2 separate regions of the Mus musculus genome follow, and region 1 is linked to region 2. The links are chromatin loops, found by intact Hi-C in ENCODE. Cell type or tissue: heart. All regions are shown on one strand. Each heading gives the region's core, and the rest is flanking DNA. Links, peaks and the distances in the headings are about the cores only. Region 1 holds the start of Mir6896 (microRNA 6896). Region 2 holds the start of Mir5103 (microRNA 5103).

What was found. Peaks named below come from ENCODE experiments on the same cell type or tissue, not always from the same donor. Only the 100,000 strongest peaks of a DNase experiment are listed, where the experiment ranks them.
Region 1: a loop joins it to region 2, with 2.5 times the contacts of the local background. A loop is called at or near these places in 2 of 42 quality-filtered maps.

Annotation. Positions count from the first base shown.
Region 1 is chr1:34,115,601-34,120,972 of GRCm38, forward strand. It overlaps Dst (dystonin), which reads left to right. Exons shown (of 103, transcript NM_001276764.1): 7 at 518-595; 8 at 1,832-1,924. It overlaps Mir6896 (microRNA 6896), which reads left to right and starts at 1,759; the gene lies at 1,759-1,831. In heart, for the core only: a CTCF peak has its summit at 2,266 (motif pointing right); a DNase peak (open chromatin) is centred at 4,651; H3K27ac peaks cover 1,003 bases.
Region 2 is chr1:34,432,711-34,438,082 of GRCm38, forward strand. Ccdc115 (coiled-coil domain containing 115) reads right to left here. Exons shown (of 5, transcript NM_027159.2): 4 at 5,017-5,148; 5 at 3,960-4,900. The coding sequence ends at 4,788. It overlaps Mir5103 (microRNA 5103), which reads right to left and starts at 489; the gene lies at 411-489. It overlaps n-TEttc1 (a tRNA gene), which reads right to left and starts at 2,173; the gene lies at 2,102-2,173. In heart, for the core only: no CTCF peak of the experiment used is centred there; DNase peaks (open chromatin) are centred at 551 and 2,291; H3K4me3 peaks cover 2,708 bases; H3K27ac peaks cover 2,698 bases.

The DNA of each region.
Region 1 (5,372 bases), core at 219-5,218, 320 kb before region 2:
TGTGAGTGGCCTTTCCCTCTCCTCTGTCACTGCTAAACAAACCTCTGTCTTTCTCCTTAGTGTGGTTTTTTTTTTTAATGTACTAATTGCATGTTTTACCATTCTCATAAATCCATAAATATAATTAGAAAACTTGTCTTGCTAATAGTGTACACTATAAGAAGTAAAATAGAGAATTATGATTATCTTTATGGATTCATAGCTAAGCACCAGTTGGCCAGGATTGCTCTGCTAGCGAGCACTAGGAAGTCTCTGTGCTCTATGGCTTCCCTTTTGTTTAAATGAGGCCTCTAGAGTAAAGCATGGGTTTAAGATATATTTAGAAAAGGCCCCTCATTCTTCAAATTCAGTCCCAGATAAAAGAGAAGAGTTAAAAGCCTCTATTTTTTTTTAAATTGTTGTGTCTACTTAACAAATAGTTTAAAAATATTAAGATGAGCAGAAAATATCTTTAAATTCGCATGGTCAGTGGTGTTACAAGCTGTAGTTTTTCACACCTTCCATTTTCTGTCCTTAGCCCCGGGAGAAGGGTCGGATGCGTTTTCACAGGCTACAGAACGTACAGATTGCACTCGACTATTTGAAAAGACGCCAGGTATGAGATTTTTCAGACTCTAGCGTTAAGTGATTATTATTAAATAAGTCTGCCGAGGAGTGAGTTGTGGAATGTAAAGGGTTAACTGGGTCTGAACTGTGTCAATTATCGTGTGCCTTTACTGAGGCAAATATTTAACAGTGTTTTCGGATGCCTGTTGCTGGGAAAAAAATGTCTCATTAGGTGTGAGTTCAGAAAAATAGCGACTAAGAGGGGCTAAGTCTCACTGGGGGGTTGGGATGCATCTGCCTAAGCAGGTAGACATTTGAATAGCAGCAGTGTTTCAAGAATGTGGGCGAGCACCACCGCTCCCGGGTAGGGGTGGGCAACAGTTAACACTTTGCACTGCGTTTCTTAAAATATTTCCATAGTTCACACCTTCCTTCTAGAAGTCATGCTAGCCGGGTTCTTACTCCTGGTAGACCAGTCTGCTCTTTGTCATACGTAGATAACCGGCTCAGTGCGCTTTGCGCAGCTTCTGTGCTGTGTAAATCACAGAGGACAGGGTTCATCGCTTGTGGTTCTAGAGGCTGAGAACTGGAGATCAAGAGAGTAACACTCTGGATCTGGCAAAGGCAGCCTGTGTTGTCACATGACAGGGGACAATGGTGGCAAAGTGTCTCTCTTCCTCCGTCATGCTCCCTGAAATAAGGAACAAAGGTGTCCAACATGATAACGTAAGTTTTGGTGTTCACTTGAGGTTCTCAGTTCTTTTGTAGACATAAGTGTCAGAGAGCGTCGCACTTACTGAATGTCGGAGCTCAGCATTTGTTGATAAGCTGTGGTTCTGAGGATTGCACGAGTCTTTGGTGCTTGCTCAGCGTCTAGAGACTCAGTGATTTAAGTACACACGAGAGAAATACATACGATAGAAAATAAAAATCCTCTGCAGTAGATCTACAGGTCATCAAACTTGGTTCATTTTCTGCTTGATAAGAAGAGTAAAATAAGCTCATTTCAAAAGAAGACTGTCCCCTGATTTTAAGGTCATAAATATCCAGGCGCCATCATCATATTTTTGACAGGTGGTCACTTCCGGTATGTGCTCTAGAAGGGAGAGCCCCAGCAGTACCCAGTTTCGGCTTAGATGTGTTTGTCATCTAGAGTGTGGAAGGGAAGGCCGTAGCATCTGGTGACCTGTGTGTTCTTTGTGTCATTTAGCGTTTCCTTTGTAGGCGACGAGAACCCGTGCCTGGTGTGTAATAATCACTGTTTCTCTCTCTCACCTACAAACAGGTGAAGTTGGTGAACATCAGAAATGATGACATAACAGATGGAAATCCTAAGCTGACTTTGGGGTTAATATGGACAATAATTCTGCACTTTCAGGTGAGTCCACTTTGTCTTTGTTGCCGTCGTTACGTCTCGCGGCTGGTTTTCAGGTGGTCCGTGAGAAGGGGTTTGACACCCTTTGAGTGATAATGGATTTCAGGGTAATTTCATAACAGTACCTCAGTTATTCTGATAACTCTGTGAGGATGACGACTTGTCTCCTGGTCTCTGTGAGCTTCTGTGTCTGCCTTCTGTTGTAATCTGAGAGGCAGGGCTTTCTCTATCATAAATGCAGACATGTTTCTTTTGTTCTTTGGGCAGAATTACTTGTGTTAGCCGTTTAAAGATTTTCTGACTCAAAATCCTTAAATAATTTTATCCTTGTTGTAAATAAATTAAATTTCCTTTGGTAGGCACTAGATGGCAGTAGGTGTACTCGAAAGAGCCAGATTTGTTAACTGCTCATAATCTCACAAGATTTTGTAAGACCCTCAGTAGTAGTGGGTTGTCAGATCTTGAAGGACGAAAATAAACAGCTTACCTTCAGAAAGGAAGTGGGGACTTAAAGTCAATCTTAAAAAGGAGGTGGGGGGTGGTGGGTAAAACCTATGAAAGTAGTACTGGAAAAAAATAAAGGAGTTTGTTTGGGAACCAGATCTGAGCAACATGAAAAGGTCCAGAGAGGGTGGCTAGGGAGCCCCAAGGCCTGATAGGCAGCTGGACAGTCCCAGCAGTCAGGAATTAGAGGGAACCAGGTACGTGGAGGCACGGTCTTAAGCAGCCTGCCTATTGGACTGCAGTCAACGGGGCTGCTGAAGTCAGGGCAAGCCAGTCACTAACTAACTTCAAGCCAAGACTCCACAGCAGTAAGGGTTGTCCTTACTAGAAGACCCCACTCAAGGAAGAACTAAGAGACCAAAGCATTAAACCCCTGCTTGTGGGACACAAGCAGCCATTCTACCAGAATTGTATGACATCTAAGTAGAAATGATCCAGACATTATATTCATGCAGACTGCCTCAGTTGTTTTAGGCCTCGGTGGATTAGGCCCAGTGCTTTTTGAATTAGGGTTGAAACTACAAGGACCCCAGATGGGAAAGTCCGAGGCCCTCCCTGGAGGGAACTGGCTACTTTAATCACAGGGCTGCTCAGACAGGTTGTGTCTGAAATTTAAGTGGAGATCACTAGGGGGCAGTTAAAGGACCTCAGAGGAGGGAAACAGAATTTTATTCTTCGCATTTTTTACTCTTTGTTGTGATGGCCACTCTAACTAGGCTTGAGGAGGGAAGTGTGTTTAAACAAACAAACAAACAAACAAAGTCTGATGGACTAGTGAGATGGCCCAGCGGGTAAAAGCTCTTCTTGATAAATCTGAAGACTTGACATTGGTACCTGGAGCCCACATGGTAGAAAGAACTGACTTTAAGTGGCTCCCTGACTTTAATAAGTGTTCCCTCTTCCAGTAAATAAAATAATGATTTTAAAATTGATAATTCTGTGTCAACAAGATGGAAATGAGGCTGTCATAGTGTGTATGTGGGGGGGGGGGCAAGACACAGAAATGCTTTCAGACAGGAGGGATATAGGCCAGGTGGGGATAAAAATTTTATCTAAGAGGTGCTATTTTGAAGAAAAAAGGAAGAAAGAAAGAAAGAAACAAACAAACAAACAAACTTGGCCACAGAGTATAGAAAATGGAGAAGAGAGCTCAGGTTAAACTTGAAGAAATCACAGCGTGAGACCTGGGGTGGTGGTTTGCGGAAGATGTTCTACCGTCCGGATGTGTTAGAAGGGTTCGTGAGCCGTCCTGTGTTCCATTCTGCTGCAGAGCAACCCTGAGATGTCAGGGAAGTAACAGCATAGAAGTGGCTGCTTCTCTGTCAGAGAGAAAGGTCCTTAAGAGGACGGGGGATGCAGGAGCAGGTCTTGCTATGGAAAGAGAGTAGAAATGTGTAAGGCAACAGAAAAGTGAATGGATGAAACCTCGGAAGAAAAATGGGAGCATAACGGGATGGTCAGCAGTCTGAAATGCTGCCAGAGACCGGAGAGAACGGTCCCCAGCTACTTACTGCAGGAAGAAGGAAATAACGGATGGGGATGTCGGTAAATGGGAATTAGAAGTAGAGCATATAGACTCTACATTTGAGGAACGTTAACGCAAAGGGTCATTTAAGAATGACGTGTTAAGTCAGCAACTGCTTGTGTTTCCACATCAGGGATTAGGGACAGGAGGACTGACAGCTTGAATATGGTTGTTTGGGTAAAATGTAAATGAAATAAAGCCTTTTTTGATGCTGTGCTGATTGTGGATTAAAACTCTTGGCTGTGCCCAGGGAAAGAGTGGTGACCGCCCTCACTCAGAGTGTTACAGCCTTTAGTTCCTGTATTCATTGTATGAATATGACAAAGTTTGTCACTTCTTACAGAAGTGGTAGGTTTTTAAAATACTGCTTTTGAGCATCACAAATTGGATCTGTTTTTCAGTCTGGCATTCAGAAGGTAGGAATTATATTCCTGTTGGTCTCACGTCATAAACCACTGTATTCGAGATCATGATGAGGTACAGTGTGCTGTCTGTTAAAGGATTCTTTAAAGTTAGCGTAACCAAGGGTGGTATATCCATCGGCAGTGGAGATACAGTTGGAAGTGTCTGAAGCAAAGTTTAGCATCTGTGCCAGGCCTGGCAGGGCATTGGAGAAGAAGGCTGTAAAAGTACCAGTTACCAGGCAGATGCAAAGGCTGAGCCATTTCTGGAAGGGAACAGGGCGTGTGACCTAACCATGGACAGTTGCTTAGTTTGGCAGGGCCGGAGGGAAGGGTGGAGGGTGTGCCAATCTCAGCCTGCTTCCCCACCCTGGCAGTACACACAGAAGCCATTCCACATTCAAACCGTGTTCCGTTGTCATTGCACATATTGAAAACTTAAGAACAAACAAACCCAAGACATTTTTCCCCCCTAGCCTTCATCTAGAACATCACTGGCTAATGTTTAATTTTCTTTCTAAATGATTAAGAAAACCCTTACAATACAGATATGTTACAGATGTCTGTAACATCAGTGTGTCAACCTGACCCTTGACTGGATAGCCCCTCCTCAGAGAAAGACTACCTCAGGAAAGGCAGGTACCGACTTTCCAGCTGACTTTGGCTTGTGTGACAATATCTTCCCTGTCACGCTGACTTCCTTTGCACCGTGTCTGTGACTCAGGGTTAGGAATACAAACAGCTCAGAGTATTGAGTCCATACTGATTCCTTAATTTCCCACCCTGACCCTGCTAAAGCTGTCTAATATTTAACCCAAGTGCAATCGCAGAGCATAAAGTTTAACTGCCCTAATGCATGTGTCAGAGTGAGCACACTTCCTTTAGCTAAGTGCTCCACCTTTAAATCCCTTCACGTAGTTCTTTGGTCATGTGACAATCCTGTCCTAGTGAGCAGATAATCAGAGATTTATGATTTGAGCACTGTCTCAAAGCCGTATTAAAAGACTAGCTTTAGACATAA
Region 2 (5,372 bases), core at 225-5,224:
TTCTAGCCCTTGTTTTATAGTCTTTGAAATGGTCTAAGAACAAAGATAAAAGGAGTGGTCTGGGTCTGTCCCATGGCGTCAGTCACAAAGAACTAAGTCAGTCACAAAGAAATAAGTCCAGACGGATAGCAAACAGATGGGCGAAAGACAAAAAGGCACTCAGTCCTTCCTGCGGCGATCTTAGGCAAGAACAGAAGTGAGAGCACCGCCTCGGGAGCGACCCTCTTTGTCTCTTCAAGTCTACGAGGGGATCCAATCCCCTACTCGCGGGTCCGGGACTTCTCCCAAGTCGGGTGGCGCCGGTACGCCTGGACCGCCTGCTGGCTACTCGTTTGGAGCGCTGAGACACCGAGGCAGAGCACAAACATTCAGACACTTACCCACCGGGTTCTGACTCAACGGCTCGGGGGTCCTGGGGGCCTCAGGGGATCCCGGATGAGCCCCCAAATGTTATGCCCAGATCCTAGGGTCCCCAAAGACCACCAGAAGTCGAACTCGTATGCAAAAGCAAAGAGTCTTTATCCAAGTCCGAGCTCAGACCCTCAGGCTCCTCCGACGCAGCGGGGTAGCAAAGAATGCCGGGAGCGCTGGAGGTTCAGCTTTTTTATTGCAGTTACAGCAGGGTGAGGAGCTTATCCGCTTGGCAGGCTAGAGATTGGCTAACAATCATTTCCGTTGTCTTAAGCAATCTATCTATAGGCTCTGGAACTTTGGGTGTTTTCCTGTTAGAGTCTAGGGTGGCTCCTTCCGAAACAGTTTGTGGTTTCTCCAGTAATTGGAGTTTACCTTGAAGACAGGGCCTATTGTATAAAATGGAGGCCTGGATACAAGACGGGAGTCTGCCTTGTCAAGCTGGAGCCCTTCATAGAAAGTGAGGTTAAAGAAAGAGGGTTAGAGGATAAGAAAACTGCCGAGGAAAATCAAGACACAGAGAGATTAGTTCAAAACACAGCTGGGGTTGGGGTGGGGGTGGGGTGGGGAAGCAGAAGTTGCTTCCAAAAAAAAAAAAAGAAAGAAAGAAAGAAAGAAAGAAAGAAAGAAAGAAAGAAAGAAAGAAAGGGCAAGGCCAGCCAGGTGAGAGACACAGGTTGTGCTGCCGTTGAGACAAGCTCACACTTTGAACAAGCCTCAAATCTAGTTTTGGGAGCCCCAAGAAGAGGAGGGAGGAGGGTACAGTAACAACCCGGGGAGTTCCAGTGTCTCCTGCCATGGACTGTGGTAAGAGGCAGTACTCTAAAACTTTCAAGTGCAGAGGGACAGAGGCAACTCCATCTTCAGAGCAGACCACCTCAGCCCCGCGTTAAACCTCGGGTTAACAAAGGCAAATGCACAGAAGTCTTGGAACGTCACTCTGGTATAGTGTTCTTACGTTTGGTCCTCCGTGCACGCGTAGACTCAGAAGTAGAGCCCAGAGAAGTGATGCACACCTGTAATCAGGAAGCAAGACAGGAGAGTTAAGTTTAAAAGGCCGGCCTAGGTATATACAGGGACCTGTCTCAAAAAACAAAACAAAACCTGACAAAACAAAAACAAACAAAAAACGTTTGGAGACAGTTCCATACTGGAGAGAGGAATCAGGCACAGACAAAACTCAAAAACAAGCAAACACATCCACTAGCTTGCAGTGGCGGCTCACAGCCCGGTGCGGCGAGCACTTCCTGCTAGCGGGATGCCACCTCTGCTTCCTTCTCCCTGCTTTTTTTCTCAGTCTCCATTTCTGTTTGCTTGTTCCACTCAGGAACAAGAAATCTTTTACTCCGGGCCGAAAATATGGGAAGGGGCTAGCAGTAGAAACCTCCGTATGGACAACCCACAATGTTATCTCGATATTTTAAATATTACTTTTAACTTCAATATCTATAGTTTTGCATATATAATGTAAATAATAGTTGATATAATTAGCTGAAATAAGCTACTGCTTGACAAAAAAAAAAAAAACCTAGTTCATAGGGTTATGAAGAAAGCAAAAGTCTATTCGCAGATCGATGACCCCTATGGCCCCAGTTTCCTGAAACTACGCCACTGTTTTGATGCGAGGTGTTAGGAGCGGCAACAAGACACGAATAGCAACGAATTATTTACAAATCATAAAAAAATACTGTTCCCATACCGGGAGTCGAACCCGGGCCGCCTGGGTGAAAACCAGGAATCCTAACCGCTAGACCATATGGGAGCTGCCGGCAGGTGTCTCTCCTTTGCTCTTATGTTACCTACGTCATTAGGGCCGCTTGTGCAAACTCCACCCTCCAAAATCTTCAGCATCTTCGCTTCCCAGGAAATAGTGACGAATGCCCGCATCCGGACGCTGCCGGAGCCCGTGACCCGAAAGATAGAACTTTTTCCGTGCGTGGGAGTGTGCCTAAAGTCAGTAGCCAGCAGCCGAGGGCACAGTCTTCACCCTATCCCAGCAGCCACAGCGTCGCGCTTCCCAGAGCCCACCACACCCGAAGCCCAGCCACGCAATAAATGCCTTTGTGTCTGGTTCTAGATTTAATCTCGTGACTCTGGTGTGATTAGCGTTCCAGGAGAGGTGGTCCTCAGGAAGAATTTATGGCCAAAAATTTTGTGGTCTCGGTCCTCTCTTCCATGTAGAGATGTCACTTTACTGACAGAAGAATGCTAAGAAGCTCGGTGGATGCCTTTCATGCTTCCAAAACTGGGAAGGCAAAGACTAGTGGGTTCTTGCGAGGCCATAGCCCTTCTGGTTTACAACTGTGCCCATCTCAAATTAAAAACAAAACGAAGGAAGAGGGTCCTTTTCTTTCTAGTCATAACAGCCCCACATATACAGGCACCGGAGAGCTAAAGGGGAGAAGAATGTGCTGTCCCAGGTTTGTAATTCTTCTTGCTGTTTATCGTTAAAAATTTGTAGCTTTATGAGATAATTTTCGGAGATACACAGCCAGAAATGGACGGTGGTAGAAAAGCTGGGTGCCGGACTCACTTAACATCCAACTGAAACCCCAGAAGTTCATTATGATTCCTTTACTACTGTATTAATACAATCCCAAATCCAAAAATCACATAAATTCCACTTTCTTTTAAAAACTGATTTAAGAGCTGGTGAGATGGCTCAGTGGGTAAGAGCACCCAACTGCTCTTCCGAAGGTCTGGAGTTCAAATCCCAGCAACCACATGGTGGCTCACAGCCCTCTTCTGGAGTGTCTTCAGACAGCTACAGTATACTTAAAAAAAACCCAAACCTAAGAGGGTCTGGAGTGATGGCTCAGTCATCAAGAGCACCCCCAGGGGGGTAGTGTGTAGAGGATGAAAGGGGGAGCCACACACCTTTAATTCCAGCACTAGTGAGACCTCTGTGAGTTTGAGGCCAGCTTGGTCAAGAGCAAGTTCCAGGACAGCCAAAGCTACATAGAGAAACCCTGTCTCAAAAACAAAAACAAAAAAAACCAAACCACCAAAAACCAAATAAGCAAACAACAACAAAAGAGCAAACCCTGTGTCTTAGGGTTTCTATTCCTGGACAAAACATCATGACCAAGAAGCAAGGTGGAAAGGATTTATTTAGCTTACACCTCCAAACCGCTCATCACTAAAGGAAGTCAGGACGGTCAGGAAGCAGGAGCTGATGCAGAGGCCATGGAGGGATGTTCCTTACTGGCTTGCTCAGCCTGCTCTCTTATAGAACCCAAGATTACCAGCCCAGAGATGGTCCCGCCCACAAGGGTCCCTCCCTCCTTTCTCACTAATTGAGAAAATGCCTTACAGCTGGATCTCATGGAGGCATTTCCTCAACTGAAGCTCCTTTCTCTAACTCTAGCCTGTGTTAAGTTGATACACAAAACCAGCCAGTACACCCTGACTATTCTTTGGAGGACCCAGGGTTTCCTAGCACCCACAGGAGACATAGGGCCTCTTCTCGCCGAAGGGCAGAAGACACCACATGGTACAGACATACACTGGGAAAGCCCCCATACACTGAAAATAAAATGAGAGCTCTGTGACACTTACTGTAGCTTTTACTTTATTCAATTTTTCTGTACAAATTTCTGTTTTTACAATTCATAAGTAGAAAAACCAATATAAGCAAAATTAACAAATTAGGAAGAAATATTTACACCCCACAAACAATTACATTCCCCTTCCCAACACAACTGGATAGCTCAGGAAAAAAACGTGAAGCAAGACACAGTTTCCAGGTGAGAGAATGCACCTTCAGCAAAGCAGCTGGGTCTCACTTCTATAAGCTAAGTGCAATCAGGAAGGTCACCCTGATTCCCCGGAAGAATGAGTTATTTTTCCTTTTATAACAGAAGTAATATTTCCTGCTAGCTATTCTGGTATTTGTGTATTTGTGTGTGTGTGTGTGTGCTGTCTTGTCTATAAACTTCCCAGGGCTTAAGTGATCCTCCTGCCTCAGCCTCTAGAGTTGCTGGAGCTACAGGCACGCGCTGCCACGCCCAGCCTGAGGTACTTTTATTGACTGGAATTGTCCTGATCTACCTTATGTTTCTAGACTCCCTTTCTTCTCTGTCACCATTTCTGCAGGGCTTCACTATCCCAGATGGCTGCCGCAGGTTATTCACACGTCACTGTCATGCCCTGAGACCATGGCCTAGAACTAGGTGCTCTCTACACTGCTCAGCTTTGCTTCATCAAACTTCATAACTCAACTTCATGCCTCGAAAAGCTAGAAACCGCGCAGACTAAGGACATTTCTAGGTGGGGCATCAGCTGAGACAGGGGCTGCTTATAAAAAGAAGAAGGCCTGAGGTAAGGTGGTAGCATCCACGGCAGCTATGCTCAGTGCCTCCCAATGTGGATGCAGGTCAGGCAGGCCCAGGGTCCAACTCCTTCAGTTTTTTCTGGAGGCCTCGAAGCTGACTCTGACCCCAGTTGATGCGAGTCTGGAGACTGGCTATATCTGCAGCCAGCTGTAGGCCTGGTGAGAGAAGAGGAATGTCATCATGGTAAGATCCATGGAGTGCCGCCCCCCCAACCCCTAAGACTGCAGGGGTGTTAGGCCTCCCTAGCCAGTACAATAGTCCTAAAACTCACCATCCCGGAAGCTGGCTTGGGCCTGCCGCAGACTGTGAGGAACCAAAATTCCAAACCAGTTCAAGGGATCTTGAGGAACTACAGCAGATCCTAACTCTTTGGTCTTGGTGGGGCCCTTGCGCCTGCGCAGAGCTGAAAGAAAGGCCATACAGTCCTCATGACCACAATGAGCTTAGTCCAAGTTCATGATTCTGAGAAACACTGGAGGTTAGCTATTTCCCCAACCTTCTCCTGTGTCTGGAAATAGTAACACTCCCCCCTTTGTAATCCAGTTGACTCTGTCTATTCTGACTTCCAGGACAGACAATTCTGTTTACCCAGAACAAGACTACGACTGACTTTGCCAATTTACCTAA